2 separate regions of the Homo sapiens genome follow, and region 2 is linked to region 1. A link is an interaction called in ENCODE POLR2A ChIA-PET data of the cell type or tissue named here. Cell type or tissue: Panc1. All regions are shown on one strand. Region 1 overlaps ST3GAL3 (ST3 beta-galactoside alpha-2,3-sialyltransferase 3). Region 2 overlaps RNF220 (ring finger protein 220).

The links. ChIA-PET counts read pairs that join two places held together with the same protein. Peaks named below come from ENCODE experiments on the same cell type or tissue, not always from the same donor. Only the 100,000 strongest peaks of a DNase experiment are listed, where the experiment ranks them.
Region 2: POLR2A ChIA-PET joins it to region 1 with 5 read pairs; 2 of 35 experiments call an interaction of 5 or more read pairs at or near these places.

The regions. Positions count from the first base shown.
Region 1 is chr1:43,854,564-43,859,563 of GRCh38, forward strand. All of the region lies in intron 5 of ST3GAL3 (ST3 beta-galactoside alpha-2,3-sialyltransferase 3), which reads left to right. Among named protein-coding and RNA genes, the nearest start is that of MIR6079, 18 kb to the left of the region's middle. RefSeq lists an enhancer at 3,557-4,175. In Panc1, no CTCF peak of the experiment used is centred here; no DNase peak of the experiment used is centred here; H3K27ac peaks cover 1,289 bases.
Region 2 is chr1:44,548,738-44,553,737 of GRCh38, forward strand. All of the region lies in intron 2 of RNF220 (ring finger protein 220), which reads left to right. Among named protein-coding and RNA genes, the nearest start is that of MIR5584, 5.7 kb to the left of the region's middle. In Panc1, no CTCF peak of the experiment used is centred here; no DNase peak of the experiment used is centred here.

The DNA.
Region 1 (5,000 bases):
TTCTCACTCCACTGCTTTAGCTAACATCATATGTGCTGATGACTCTCAATCTTTTTGCAGCCCACATCTCTACTGATCTCTAGACCCAAATACCCAACTTCCTGCTGGACAGCTCCACTTGGATGACTCAAAAGCATCACAAGCTCAGTGTATCCAACGCACCGAATTTCCAACAAATCTAATCAGCCTATGTTCTTATTTCAGGAAATGGCACCACTATCCATTCTCACCCAAACAAGACATCTGGGAGTAATTCTTTTCCCTTCCCCTCTTAACCAGATATCTAATGAGTCGTCAAGTCCTGGCACTTGTGTACTGTCTTCTTTCCGAGGTCAGTTCCTTCCCCTGAGCCCTGATTCTCCAACCTCTCCCACCTCTGCAGGAACCTGGATCTTCATTCTCTTCACTGGTTCCTTCTTATCACTATTTAATCATATTCAGGTCTCTCTCATCTCTTAAAAAGTTGCCACATTGATCCTATTATTCTGTAAACTCATTCAACAAAGTGCCAGATATTTTTCTAGGTGGTATAGCTTCAGCACTGCATAAGTTACATAAAACCTCTCCCCTCAGAGATCTTACATTCCACTGGCAGACACAGATAACCCACGCACATAAAGTGTCACGCCATTTTTAGAGCACCTACCGTGTGCCAGACACTGTATTTCATTACTTCATTTAGCCTTTACAATGGGAGCGGATCATAATTCCAAAAGACACAATCATGAACACCATAGTCCCAAATGCTGAAATCCTAAAAGATCAGCCAGGCGCAGTGGCTCACGCCTGTGATCCCATCACTTTGGCCGGCCAAGGCGGGTGGATCACCTGACGTCAAGAGTTCGAGACCAGCCTGACCAACATGGCGAAACCCCATTTATACTAAAAATACAGAAATTAGCCAGTCATGGTGGTGGGCACCTGTAATCCCAACTACTCGGGAGGCTGAGGCAGGAGAATCGCTTGAACCTGGGAGGCGGAGGTTATAGTGAGCCGAGATCACACCATTGCATTCCAGCCTGAGCGACAGAGCAAGACTCTGTCTCAAAAAAAAAAATTAAATTAAATTTAAAAAAAAAGGAAATCCTAAAAGATGAGAATCCCAAAAACTCTAAAACCCTGAAAATCACAATTCTGAAGGATTAAAATCTTGAAAACATCATTCTGGAAAAAATAATTTTTAAAATTTTTAAAAATATATTTATTTACATTCTTAAAAGGGGATTTATTTGATAAACATAAAAACATTACAGAACATAGGCCACTTTACACAATGAAACGGGCATTAATAACATACACATTTTATTGCCTAGCATAAACAGGTATACTAACGACAGGCATGAACAGGTTACTAATGACAGTCACATGGATATAACAGGAACAGGCAAACTGTTCATAAAGAAATAGGTACAAAGGGAAACGTATAAACACATTTCACTATAGTTGATAATTGTGTACACCCAGGTTTACAACTGCGGTCATCTGAAATACTGTGACAGACATCTGAAATACCATGACTGATCTCGTCACATTCTTTTATCAAGATCAGTCAAAAGCCACAGTGGGTCACTACTGCATATGCAGTTGTCCAAAGAGCCAAGATCTTAAGAAATTTTATCTTTCACAAATGCATGTATACAAAAAGGACATCTCTTATCAAGGAAGTTTCAGTGTTTTTACATACACACACAATCGTTACACATAAAGTCAATGTGATAATGCACTTTTATGGAGTCAAATTTGCAAAAACCCTTTACGACAACCCCGTGAAGTAAGTGTTGTTATACCCATTTTGTAGATGGGTAAGCTAACGACTTGCTCAAGGTCATAGTAGCACAGAGCCAGGAATCAAACCCACCAACCCCACCCTGTCCTGAATCGAGGCTCTGAACCATGGACCTAGAGGGGAATGCAGATTCCTTTTGTTTGGAGAATGTTTTAAATATTTTCAGTAGGTACCTGCTGTGTTGAAATCCTTGGGTACAGACCTTTCTGGGAAGAGCAGAGTGCTCTATAACTAAAGCTTCTCTGCAGAGTGTCTAAGAGTAGCCTGCATGGGCTAGACAACCTCAATGCCTGTCCATGACCTGGACTCCAGCTTACAGCTGGAAGAATTGCCATTTGTGTCCTCTCCTTTTCTCTGCCCACCAATTTTTTTTCATATATTCCTTAGCGTCAGGTGTTGGGACCTCCTCTGGGAACTAATCCATGTTCTGCTTTTAAATTAATTCCACATCTTGTCTGAGCTTACTGCCTCCTCCATTATTCAAGGAATTTAGCCTGCCAGTTCCCTATAATGGTATACCCCGTCTCTTTCCTCTTTGCTCTATCTTCCAATTCTCATAGGTGGAGCTGCGGTAGACATCCAGAAGTTGTGGGATTTTTTTTTTTTAGATCTCCTTCTCAGATGATTAGGGACCCACACTTGCTTGCAAAGGTGAATCCTGCAGACCTAGCTGGTTATAAATCCATCAGCTGTAGGAGAAGTTCTAGGCCTCAACCTGCTAACTGTTTCTGATGGTGTCAGAGTACATTGTTTCTCCTACCCCAGGACAGGACCTGAGGAGCTACATCTTATCCCTTTCTAACTTCTACTGGAAGGTGAATGACAGGCAAAGCCTTGGTAGAATGTCCCAGACAGGCAAAAGGCAGTTTGGAACCTGTTGTGTGCTATAGAATCAAAAGTGATATGAACTGGTCTGCCACAAGATTTTTGAGATACTGGAAATAAGGTTTTTGAAAACATTTATGGCAATTAGAGTAAGTTTATGTTGCTGAATCTAATAAATAAAAAATAGGCCTGGCACAGTGGCATGCACCTGTGGTCTCAGCTATTTGTTACCAAAAAAAACCCAAAAAAACCAAACTTTTAAAAATGGAGCTTATATTTTATATGTGTATTTCCCTCCTTCCTTCCTTCCTTCCTTCCTTCCTTCCCTCTTCCTTCCTTCCTTCCTTCCCTCCTCCTTCCCTCCCTCCCTCCCTTCCTTCCTTTCCTTCCTTCTTTCTTTCCTTCCTCCCTCCCTTCCTTCCTTCCTTCCTTCCTTCCTTCCTTCCTTCCTTCCTTCCTTCCTCGGAGTCTTGCTCTGTCGCCCAGGCTGGAGTGCAATGGTGTGATTTTGGCTCACTGCAACCTCCACCTCCCAGGTTTAAGAGATTCTCCTGTCTCAGCCTCCCAAGTAGCTAGGATTACAGGTGCCCGCCACTATGTCCAGCTAATTTTTGTATCTTTAGTAGAAGCGGGGTTTCACCATGATGGCCAGGCTGGTCTCGAACTCCTGACCTCAGGTGATCCACCTGCCTCAGCCTCCCAAAGTGCTGGGATTACAGGCGTGAGCCACCACGCCTGGCCTTATTTAACTTTTCTAGTGATTCATTTTTATTCTATTTTATAAAATCATCATTCTGTGACAAAATAGAAATTTAAAAAGCAAAACCAACCGATCCCTCTTCACAGATGGTTTGAGAAGTGTCGGACTACAGTGGAAAGAACAGGTTTTTGAAGTGAATAGGGCTGGGTTGCTCAACCTTTCTGAGCCTCACCTTCCTCATCTGTACCTATCTTCCCCAGAGCTAAGAGAAATGGTGCATGGAGACAAAAACATATCCAGGCATATGTGCTCCGCCAGAGGTGAAGACAGAGGATTGTGGGGACACAGAGAAGGCCCTTCAGCTGGAGGAGTGATGAGAGATTGACTGGGGAGACGTCCTGGTGAAGTCTGATGCCTGAACTATGCTGGGAAAGGTGGGGCTTCGGCAGCAAGACCAGACACACTGGTGGGGGCAGCTTCCTCCTTTGCAGACCAGTTCCAGGCTCCAGCCTAGGAGCAGGAACTGTAGGGATGCTTAGAAGCACAGTCCCTGGTGAGAGCAGGCAGGCTGGCTGCATTCCTGTGGTATTTGAGGATTGATCTTGTCAGATTAGCAGCTTTGCTTTTTTTGGTTCAGGTACAAGATCCCCACGTGGGGAGTTCTTGCTGCTTGTGAAGAGCAAAAGCTGGTGAAAGCACAGAACATGATCCTGGCCCTCCTCCTGAGCTGTGTGAGGCTCCCAGCCAGGAGCAAGCAGCCCTGTGAGTTCCTCAGTGAGAGGGAGGGCCCAGGTCTGAGCTCCACCCACACAAGTCCCAGCGATGAGGCAGCAGCTCAGCAGAGAGCAAGATGCTGGCACCTTCAGGACTGTGTCCTGCTTTCCCTACTCTGTCTGCACCTGGGGAGACAGGTCACTCTCTGACTGGTCTCCCCAAATAAATAGCCAGAGCTAGAGGGGAGAAGGAGGGCTGAAGCCTTGCCTCCCCACTGTGGAGGCAGGACATGAGTCTATGCCTGCCTGCCATGATGAGGGCCCTTGGCTCTGCCTTCTGCCCTGATGCAGGCAAAGAGTCCAGATCCAGGCAAATGAAGTGTCAGAGGGAAGCCACGGCCCTACTCAGGGAGCCTGAGTTCAGTGAATCTCTCAGGAGAGAGGTCTGGGCTGGAAGAAAACAAATTGCACGTAGGTCCATACACAGCCCCCAGAGTGTGGATGAGATTGTCCAGGGTGATGTGGCGAGTATTGGGCCACGTGGCCTCTGTTCTCAGGAGTTCCTGGTCAGGGAAACACACACCTGACAGTTGGCAGCATCACGAAAAAAGGCCTGTTGACAGCTGGCCCTGTGACATCTTTGTGGCCCTTGTGTTGGGATAGACCCATCCTCTCTCCCTCGGTTTCAAGGGCTTAGTATGCGGAAGTTTCCTACACTGGACAACTTCCGAACATAGTTTGAAAACAGAAGATTGGGGCTGGGCACGGTGGCGACCAGCCTGACCGACATGGAGAAACCCCATCTCTACCAAAAATACAAAATTAGCCTGGTGTGGTGGTGCATGCCTGTAATCCCAGCTACTCAGGAGGCTGAGGCAGGAGAATCGCTTGAACCTGGGAGGCGAAGGTTGCAGTGAGCCGAGATCACGCCATTGCACTCCAGCCTGGGCGACAGAGTGAGACTCCATCTCAAAAA
Region 2 (5,000 bases), 690 kb after region 1:
TACTTCAGCCTCCCAAAGTGCTAGGATTACAGGCGTGAGCCACTGCGCCCAGCCTCATTCTTTAAAACCCAGCTCAGAGATGCTGTCTTCCCTAACCCCTCCAAACATAAGTGGAAACCCTTTCTTTCTAGTAAGCAACTACTGTACTTAGTTCTTGACACTCTCAAAACAGCTATGATTGGCCGGGCGTGGTGGCTTATGCTTGTAATCCCAGCACTTTGGGAGGCCAAGGCGGGCAGATCAGTTCCAGACCAGCCTGGGCAATGTGGTTAAACTCTGTCTCTACTAAAAATACAAAAATTAACCAGGTATGGTGACACATGCCTATAACCCCAGGTACTCAGGAGGCTGAGACACGAGAATCACTTGAACCCAGGAGATGGAGGCTGCAGTGAGCCAAGATCACACCAGTGCACTCCAGCCTGGGCAACAGAGTGAGAGACTCTGTCTCGGGAAAAACAAACAAACAAACAAAAACAGCTATGATGTAGCATTGCAATGTTGATATACAAGGCCATCTTTCCCAACTATTCATTTCATTAGCCCCAGTCCCTAGCACAATGCCTTGCATATAGGAGGCTCTCTGAACAATTGCTAAGTGAAGGTCAAGTTTAAGCGAAGGAGGCAGAGCGCACATGAGGAACTTTTATCACCAAGGGGAATTTTTCTCTCTCCACCTTTTCTGTGGTTCTCAAAAAGGGTGAATTCCAAGAGTGATAGTCTCTTGCTCGCAACCCATCATTCCTAGAATCCTGGTGTTTCCAACAGTAAGAGGTGTTCACCAGCCAGCAGGTCCTGAAGCCTTGGAACTCCCTCTCTCTCTTCCCTCCTTGCCCAGCGTGATCAGCCTGATGTCTCTTCCCTCCCAGTTCTGCTTCCCCATTCTAGTGACCCCTTCCTCCCCTTCCTCCTGCTGCTTCTTAACTGGGGGACTCCAGTGTGACTGAAGGGCCTCAGAGGGAAAACAATGATCCTCCAGAGAGAGCATGTGTTCACCACGTTAGGTAAACACGCCAAGCTGCAGGGGCCGCCTGAATGAGGGGTCTCCAGCCAGGGATGGGGAGAATCCCACACCAGCATCTTAGCTGGCAGACAGACCCACCTTCGCCCTGAGTAGGGGGTGGGCAGTAGCTCTGAAGAGAAGTAGCAGGACATTGTTTTCTCAGATTTCATTGGTTTATTTATCCTACGCCTGGGCTCCATCTGTCCTGTCTCCAAAAAGTGAAGCAGCAAGGACTCCAAGCCACCAGAGAAGCCCTGTCCTCAGCCTGCAGCTCTGCGAGGACCTAGAGCCAAGCGGAGTTGGGAGTTTGTCCCCTGCAGGGTAGAAGCCTGGGAATGTTTCAGGCCCTATGGCTCAATTGCCCAAAGGGATAGAAAGAGAGCAAATAGGCCAAAAAGATAGCATGAGCGTAGGCCTGAGCCCTCCTGATTCCTGACTGGTGTCCCTCCACAGTCCCCTTGGCAAAGCCAAGAGGGCCAGGGGCTTTTGGAGAAGTGGGCCAAGAAGGCTCGAGAAGAAGCCCAGATGACCCAGACTTGACCTCTCTACTGCAACCAAGAGAGGCAGGTGTTGGGTGGAGATGCTTGGGGTTATGGAGACATCCCCTTGGAGGAGCCTGCTGTGTCTCTCGGGCTGCACATTAGCTGGGAAGGCTGTTGAGTACCATGCAGCTGGTCTTGGTTTTGCAGAGTTCTGGACAGCATTCAGTTCCCTGAAATCAGGGACAACAGAGCAAATCTCCCCTAGGTGCATGGGAGAATCTGCGGCCCTCTCAACAGTGATGGGCTGATAGGAGGAATAAGAAATGGGGAATCAGGAGAGCAAGATACCTTGAAGAGATGCAGAAAGGTTGCTTTCCATCCTTACGAGTAGGAACCTCTCTACAATACAAAATCATGGCAGCTCAGGACTTGCCCCACATTCATACCTTACCTTATCCCAGCCTGAGGTTGAGCTACAGGAGCTGTACCAAAGTATAACATAGCTAGGCTTTGAATGAAGGTTTCCAGCCCGTTTAGTTCTGAGTGTATGTGTAGCTTCAGCAGCAACTCAGTGGAGATGCTCAGGGCGTTCTTGGGCCTGTTCTAGTCCCTGCAATGCTTCTCCATGGCCAGGTTGGACCCCCTGTTCATTTCACTCACCACCCCCATGTGTCTGGTCTCCTAGTGTCACATGACACACTTGAACCATGCTTTCCAGAGCCCAGATCCATCACTCAGGCATTCAGGGGATTTGGATATCTCCTAGCACCTCCATCGCAGCAGAGCAGAAACTAAAGTCATTGTCTTCCCCCTAAACCCTGCCAAAATTGGCCCCTCTCCTATCCTTTGTAGGTCTGGAAGTGTCACCCAAGTTTACTGTCATCTTCACTTCTTGCCTTTTTTTTTTTTTTTTTTTTTGAGGCGCTCTGTCGCCCAGGCTGGAGTGCAATGGCATGATCCTGACTCACTGCAACCTTCGCCTTCTGGATTCAAGCAATTCTCTTGCCTCAGCTTCCCAAGTAGCTGGGATTACAGGCACGGGCCACCACGCCTGGCTAATTTTTGTATTTTTAGTAGAGACGTGGTTTCACCATGTTGGCCAGGCTGGTCTCGAACTCCCGACCTCATGTGATCCACCCGCCTGAGCCTCCTAAAGTGCTGGGATTACAGGCGTGAGCCACCGTGCCCGGCCATTTTTTTTGTTATTATTAATAGGACTGATGAGGATTCATATTTTTGAGAATGTCTGATAATTTCCTTAGGTTAGGGTCCTAGAAAAGAAATTATTGGGTCAAAAGGTATAAACTTTTAAAAAGCTGTTGATACGTATTGATAGACTGCTTTCTAGAAAGGTTATACCAATTCACAATCTCATCATCAATGAATGATTATACCCATTTTCTTAAACCATCATCCACATTATCAATTTTTAAATCTTTACTAATTTGATTAGCCAAAGGGGAAAAAAAATCTTTCTGCATTATGGTAGCAACCTCCCATTGGTCTCCCCACCTCCAATTCACCTTGTTAATAATCACTAGGTTATACATCCTAAGACTGAGATTTTACCACGCACTTCTTCACTCAGAATCCTTCAGCTCTGCTCCCCAACTTGCCTGCTGCATAAACTGAACACCTCAAGCTCCCATTCCCACAAGCTATGCTTTAGATCTAGTCTCCTCCTAACACATACCTCCATTTTTACCTCCTTATGGGGCATGGTTGGCAGCCACCTCCTCTGAGGGCCTGACTCCAAGCTGGAAGTCATTTGATGTGTGCCAGTGGAAGCCATTGCCCCTCTAGTGCCTGGTATATGCCACCAAACCGTGGACAGCAGGCTACTGAAACTGGAGTATAGAGGCTACTTGGTTGGGTCCTATAAGCCTCATCTAAGACTATTTCAAAAAGGCTCCGCAGCAGGCTCAGAACTTGTGAGCAGGAAAACTCCAGATCCTCACAATGGCCTCCTTTAGGCTGTCTCAGATGTGTCCATCATGAATGAAAATGAAACTCCTGCTGGGTGTGGCGGCTCGTGCCTGTAAGTCCAGCACTTTGGGAGGATTGCTTGAGCCTAGGAGTTCAAGACCAGCCTGGGCAACAGGAGTGAGACCCCACCTCTACAAAAAAAATAGAAAAAGCTAGCCAGATGTGGCAGCACATACAAGTCCCAGATACTTGGCAGGCTGAGGTAGGAGCCTCGGAGGTCAAGTCTGCAGTGAGCCATGATTGTGCCACTGCGCTCCAGCCTGGGCAACAGAGCAAGACCTTGTCTCAAAAAACAAACAGACAAACAACAACAACAACAAAAACCCATCAATGGCTCCCTGCTATTCTAAACTTCTTCTTTTTTTTTTTTTTTTTTTTTTGAGACAGAGTCTTGCTCTGTCACCCAGGCTGGAGTGCAGTTGCGCAATCTCGGCTCCCTGCAAGCTCCGCCTCCCGGGTTCACGCCATTCTCCTGCCTCAGCCTCCCGAGTAGCTGGGACTACGGGCACCCGCCACCACGCCCGGCTAATTTTTGTATATTTAGTGGAGACGGGGTTTCACCTTGTTAGCCAGGATGGCCTCGATCTCTTGACCTCGTGATCCGCCCGCCTTGGCCTCCCAAAGTGCTGGGATTACAGGCGTGAGCCACTGCGCCCGGCCTCTAAACTTCTTAATGCAGCCTAGAAGACCACATGTCATCTGATCTCTACCACTTTTCCAGCCTAATCTCTCACCACGCCCCGCCTTGAGCTACAAATTCCAGCCGTGCTGAGTTACTTTCCTTTTCCCAAGGCACTGTGTTCCAGCTCCTCTCTTTGCACATACTGTTCCCTTCTTCTTCTCCCTATCTCTTCCTCCCCCTGTCAACTCCAAGATTTCCTTCAGATCTTAGCTTAGACTCATTTCCTCTGGGAAGCTTTCTTCTGTCCACCCCACAAGAGTAGGATAGGTGCCACTTTTGTGTATTTCCACAGCACTCCTCATACCCACTCTTCTAATAAGGTTATCTTCTTGTAATTGCCTCCCTGCTTGTCGGTCTCTCCAACAAAATTGTGTTCTTAGTGACATCAGGATTATATTTTGTTTATTGCTTGTGGTATCCATGGTGACTAGCATAGTATCTTGAACATGATAAGTGCCCTACAAATATTTGCTGAGTATAAGAATGAATGAATGAATGAATGAATGAATGAATGAATGAATGCTTCATGGCATCCAGCTACCCAGTCCTGACATTCTCTGAGTCTCAGTTTCTCTCTCACTAAAAACGAGATGACTTCTTTTTCATTGTTGTACTCTCTGCAAACCTGTAGAAATGAACCCCTAGTGGCTATGAGAAGCTGCCTAGGCCAAGGGCGTGGGATTCAATTGCTGTTTGGTTTCTCTACACTCTGCCCATCAACAGGAGGAGGCACTTAGTATTGAAAGACTCATGGTAGACAAAGTAGGATAAGACTGATGAAAACTTTCTGGAATAAATATATGGTCCAGTTAGTGTCCCATCTCTGAGAATGCCTGCTATACTAGTC